2 separate regions of the Homo sapiens genome follow, and region 1 is linked to region 2. Evidence: read pairs that join two places in POLR2A ChIA-PET (ENCODE). Cell type or tissue: PC-3. All regions are shown on one strand. Each heading gives the region's core, and the rest is flanking DNA. Links, peaks and the distances in the headings are about the cores only. Region 1 has its middle 26 kb from the start of GSAP. Region 2 has its middle 6.0 kb from the start of YWHAG.

What was found. ChIA-PET counts read pairs that join two places held together with the same protein. Peaks named below come from ENCODE experiments on the same cell type or tissue, not always from the same donor. Only the 100,000 strongest peaks of a DNase experiment are listed, where the experiment ranks them.
Region 1: POLR2A ChIA-PET joins it to region 2 with 20 read pairs; 1 of 35 experiments calls an interaction of 5 or more read pairs at or near these places.

The regions. Positions count from the first base shown.
Region 1 is chr7:77,441,290-77,444,097 of GRCh38, forward strand. No RefSeq gene overlaps it. Among named protein-coding and RNA genes, the nearest start is that of GSAP, 26 kb to the left of the region's middle. In PC-3, for the core only: no CTCF peak of the experiment used is centred there; a DNase peak (open chromatin) is centred at 1,552; H3K4me3 peaks cover 309 bases; H3K27ac peaks cover 2,164 bases.
Region 2 is chr7:76,363,550-76,366,357 of GRCh38, forward strand. No RefSeq gene overlaps it. Among named protein-coding and RNA genes, the nearest start is that of YWHAG, 6.0 kb to the left of the region's middle. RefSeq lists enhancers at 933-1,620, 1,146-1,395. In PC-3, for the core only: no CTCF peak of the experiment used is centred there; no DNase peak of the experiment used is centred there; H3K27ac peaks cover 1,206 bases.

The DNA.
Region 1 (2,808 bases), core at 60-2,559, 1.1 Mb after region 2:
ATGTTTGAATTGTTACTAATCTTTTGTATTACAAACAATGTAGCAATGAATGATGGGAAAGTACTTTAACTTTCCTAGATTTTCAATTACACCTGGTTTTAAGAACTAAGTCCTGGGCTGTGCAAGGTGGCTCACACGTGTAATCCTAGCACTTTGGGAGACCAAGGCGGGAAGATTGCTTGAGCCCAGGAGTTAAGAGGCCAGCTTGGTTAATACAGTGAGACCCCATCTCTACAAAAAACACAAAAAATTGGCCAGGCATTATGGCATGTGCCTGTAGCCCCAGCTACCCGGCAGGCTGAGATGGAAGGATCACCTGACCCTGGGAGGTCGAGGCTGCAGTGAACTGTGATCTGTGGGTGACAGAGTGAGACCCTGTCTCAAAACAAAAATTAAAACTAAAACTAAAAACTAAACCCCGAATATGATAACTTGCCACAACAGTTACACTAGATGCAGTATTAATTCCCTCTTAGAGATGAAGATAACTAAAGATTATTTCCTAATTATAAAGATTTAAAAATGTGAAAGTATTTGGGGGAAAAAAATGAAGACTTCGCAAATATAAAGTATTAACATCAACTTTGTTATTACCATCAAGCACAGGTAACACTGGCTACTTTTTTCCCTAGATAACTATGTATAAAGTAGCATTAAAATGTGTTTTGGGGTGGGCACAGTGGCTCATTCCTATAATCCCAGCACTTTTGGAGGCCGAGGCAAGTGGATCGCTTGAGCCCATGAGTTTGAGACCAGCCTGTACAACATATCAAAACTCTGTCTCCACCGAAAAAAAAAAAAAAAAAAAGCACAAATTAGGCGAGCATGGTGGCATGCACCTGTAGTCCCAGCTACTCAGAAGGCTGAAGTGGGAGGATCGCTTGACCCCAGGAGGTTGAGGCTGCAGTGGGCTGAGATCACACCACTGCACTTCAGCCTGGGTGACAGCAAGACCCTGTCTCAAAAAAAAAAAAAAAAAACTTTAGTTTTCTGTTTTACAATTACTCTTAGGCTTGTTTCATTTTGTATTACTTTATAAACAGACCCCTAGATGAAACTGTTAGTAAACTAAGAAAGTGAGCACTATTTTCCATCCTGAAAATAACAACTAATAAGGGCAAATAGAAAGTATAGTCTCTGACACTCAATAGTTTTCTGGTACTCCACCATTGCCTTGCTATGTATCAAAGAAAGATACCACCTAGCCAGTATGTATTTCACAAACTTATAAGGATCTTTACACAAGCTATATAGACAGTGCTAGACATGGGTTCGATTATACTACAGAATGAAGACCAAGATGGATGAAATCAAAGAAGAAATTGATTCACAAACATATATCGGACAAGAGACTGGTATCTAGGGTATATAAATAACTTCTATAACTCAATAACAAAAACATAAAGCATCCACTAAAAAGTGGGCAAATATTTTGAACAGACACTTCACAAAGAATGGTCGATAAGCATATGAAAAGTGCTGAACATCATTAGTCATCAGGAAATGCCAGTTAATACCACAATGAGACACCATTATGCATCCACCAAAACAGTGAAAATTCAAAAGACTGACAGCCCCAAATGTTGGCAAGAATGTGAAGCAACCAGAACATTCAGACATTGCTGGCAGAAGTATAAAGTGGCATACTCATTTTGGAGACAGGCCTGGTAGCTTCTCATAATATGAAGCACACACATATTCTATGACCCGGCAATTTCACTCCTAAATATTCAAAAGAAATAAAAACATAATGTCCTCAAAAACACTTGTATGGAAATGCTCTCAGAAGCTTTATTCATCATTGCCGAAATCCAGAAACCATTCAGGTGTTCACCAATAGGAAGATGGATAAACCAACTGTGGTGTAATCAGGTAACAGAATATTACTCAACAACAAAAAGGAACTATTGATGCACACAAAAACATGGATGAATTGCAAAAACATTATGCTGAATGAACAGTCTTACCCATAAAAGCGCATACTTTATGACTCAATTTATATGAAGTTCTAGAACAGGCACAGCTAATCTATCATGGGAAAAAATTAGAACACTGTTTGCCTGGGGCTAGGGGAGGGTAAGAGAGGATTGACTGCAAAGGGTCAGGGGAAACTTTCTGGGGTGATAGTAACATTCTGTCTTGAGAGGGCATTAGGATACACAGGTGTATACATTTATCAAAACTTGGCCAGGCACAGTGGCTCATGCCTATAATCTTAGCACTTTGGGAGGCCGAGGTGGGAGGATCACTTGAGCCCAGGAGTTTGAGACCAGCCTGGGCAACATAGTGAGACCTCTACTCTACAAAAAATAAAAAATTAGCCAGAGGTGATGGCACATGCCTTCAGTCCCAGCTACTCAGGAGGCTGAGCTGGGAAGGATCACTTGAGCCCAGAAGGTTGAGGCTGCAGTGAGCTGTGATCGTGCCACTGCACTCCGGCCTGGGAAACAGAGTGAAACCCCATCTCAAAAAAAAAAAAAAACAACCAGCTCTGTGACTGGTAAGCTTAATATTTATACAGATCATATTACTTGAAGAGAAAAAAGAGCAATACAAAAATCTAGTTAAAGGCCAGGCACGGTGGCTCACACCTATAATCCCAGCACTTTGGGAGGCTGAGGCGGGCAGATTGCTTGAGGTCAGGAGTTCAAGACCAGCCTGGCCACATGGTGAAACCTTGTCTGTACTAAAATACAGAAATTTGCCGGGAGTGGTGGCACGCACCTGTAATCCCAGCTACTAGGGAGGCTGAGGCAGGAGAAAATTCCTGTTCTGATCAGGAAATTGTTAGCCATGTAAGCCTTTCCA
Region 2 (2,808 bases), core at 157-2,656:
CATGGTGAAATGCTGTCTCTACTAAAAATACAAAAATTAGCCAAGCGTGGTGGCGTGTGCCTGTAGTTTCAGCTACTCGGGAGGCTGAGGCAGGAGAATCGCTTGAACCCAGGAGGTGGAGGTTGCAGTGAGCCAAGATTGTGCCATTGCACTCCAGCCTGGGCGACAGAGTGAGACTGTGTCTCAAAAAAGAAAAAAAAAAGAAAGAAAAACAAGAAATGAATGTAGCTGTAGTCCTAGCTACTCAGGAGGCCAAGGCAGGAGGATTACTTGAGGCCAAGAGTTCGAGACTAGCCTGGGCAACATAGCAAGACCTCATTTCTACAAAAAAAAAAAATTTAAAAATTAGCTGGGCATGGTCATCACAGCTATTTGGGGGCTGAGGCAGGAAGATTGCTTGAGCCCAGGAGTTGGAGGCTGCAGTGAGCAGTGATCACGCCACTGCACTCCAGCCTGGGCAACAGAGCAAGACCCTGTCTCTAAAAGAAAGAAAGAAAGAAAGAAATGAATGAGGGAAGAAAGTGTGCTTTGGGGAGACTGTACCGGCAGGAGGTGGAGGAGATGGACTGAGTGGGGAGAGAGTCTAGAAATAGTTTTCTCCCCCTCCTCCAACAAAAGATCTGGCCCGGACCCTCTTCTCTTACCACACCACCCAGCAAAATGCGATCCTGCTGGTGAATAAACCCTCCCACTTCCTTCTGTCTCTTGCATGAGTGTTCGCCAAGTCATTCCTCTTCCTTTCTCTTCCTCCCTGCAGGGCAGGCCTGAGCTCTTCTGGCCCCTGCATCACTAGTCCGTGGGAATGAGCCCTGACCGCCAACCTGGGTTGCCCACATGTGGCTCAAACAGGTCCATGATTCAAGACCAGATGTGAAATCTCAGGAACTTCCTGGCCCATTTCAGGCTACCTCTCTGACCTCTCCACCTCAGTTCCTTCCCCCAACAGTCTAATGCACAAAGGGGAAAAAAAAAAAAAAAAAACAGCTCAGGCCAAATCTGTTTGGGAAAAAGTAAAATAAAGCAGATGCAAAGAAAAGGATGTTTCACAGCCAAACAGAAATGACATCCGCAGCCTCCACACGGAGCCTCCCCTCCAGTGGTGCAGGGGAGAGTTGGCCCTGTCTTCCTTTCCCTTCTGATTTTGCAGAGCTCTATGCTTCCAGCTGCAGCTGCCCACAGGTCCTGGCTGTTTAGAGGGCGGCTTAAGAGGCATGACGACATCACAAAGAGCAAATGGCTTCAGATCCTGGCTTCCTCCTCCACTGCCTGGTGGTGCAGAAAGAAACCTGGAGCAAGGACGTTAAGAGCTAGCATTCTGGCTTCTGCCTGGCCCCTAGCTCTGCGGGCAAGACCTGTCCCTTCTCTGGGTCTAATATCCCCACCTTGAAAATGTGAGATTAAACTGAAGGAGCACTAAGTGCCCCACCCAGCTGTGATGAGTCATAGTTCTAGATTCAGCATGTTCTTCTGAAATGGAAGCTACTGGCATTCTTTTTTTTTTTTTCTTCTTTTCTTTTTTTTTTTTCTTTTTCTTCTCTTCCTTTTTTTTTCTTTTTTTTTTTGAGATGGAGTTTCGCTCTTGTTGCCCAGGCTAGAGTGCAACAGCACGATCTCAGCTTACCACAATCTCTGCCTCCCAGGTTCAAGCGATTCTCCTGCCTCAGCCTCCTGAGTAGCTGGGATTATGGGCATGCGCCACCATGCCCGGCTAATTTTTGTATTTTTAGTAGAGATGGGGTTTCTCCATGTTGGTCAGGCTGGTCTCGAACTCCTGATCTCAGGTGATCCGCCTGCCTCGGCCTCCCAAAGAGTTAGAGCTGGGATTACAGGCGTGAGCCACAGTGCACGGCCAGTTTTTTTTTTGTTTTTTGGTTTTTTTTTTGAGACAGAATCTTGCTCAGTTGCCCAGGCTGGAGTGCAGTGGCGCGATCTCAGCTCACTACAACCTCCGCCTCCCAAGTTCAAGTGATCTCCTGCCTCAGCCTCCTGAGTAGCTGGGATTACAGACATGTGCCACCACGCCCGGCTAATTTTTGTATTTTTAGTAGAGACAGGGTTTCACCATGTTGGCCGGGCTGATCTCGAACTCCTGACCTCAGGTGATCCACCTGCCTCGGCCTCCCAAAGTGCTGGGATTACAGGTGTGATCCACCGCGCCCAGCTTCACCCCTGTTTTTTAAGACAAGGAAGCAGAGACACAGAGAGGCTGTGTGATCAGCCAAAAATCACACAGCCTCTCCGTGTCTCAGCTAACAGAGCCTGGATTCAAACCCGGGCAGACCTCCTAGACTCTTAGCAGCAAAGGCATTGTTTCCTGTCCAGGATCTACCCTCCTTGGCATCTGCTCAGGAAAGGAGTGACCAACCTGACCGAAGGGCACCCTCCAGCCCCTTCTCCAGCACTGGAGGACATGACCTTTTAAATGCATGCTGTCCGGCTCGGTTGGCAGACATGCAGGACAGCCAGGGACATGATTGTCCTGCTGTTTCTGTGCAGTCATAAATCACCGCAGCCCCATCCCCTGGCTTCTGGCTTCCTCCTGTGGCTGGAAAGCTCCCTGATTAGTGCAGAGGCAGCAGCAGCATCTTCTGAAGCCAAGCAGCAATGCTCCCCGCCCTGTCCTCTGGGAACACTTCCCTGTCACTGCCTTAGCAGGCTGTCCTGCAGCAGAGGCAAAGAATGACAGGAAATCTCTGCAACCTGCCTCTCCTTCTGAGGATCTCAGGCCAGTGGAGGAGGCATGAGCCCAGGAGGCAGGACCCACAGGTTGAAGCACTGGCTTTGCCATTAATCTTCCTGAGTGACCTT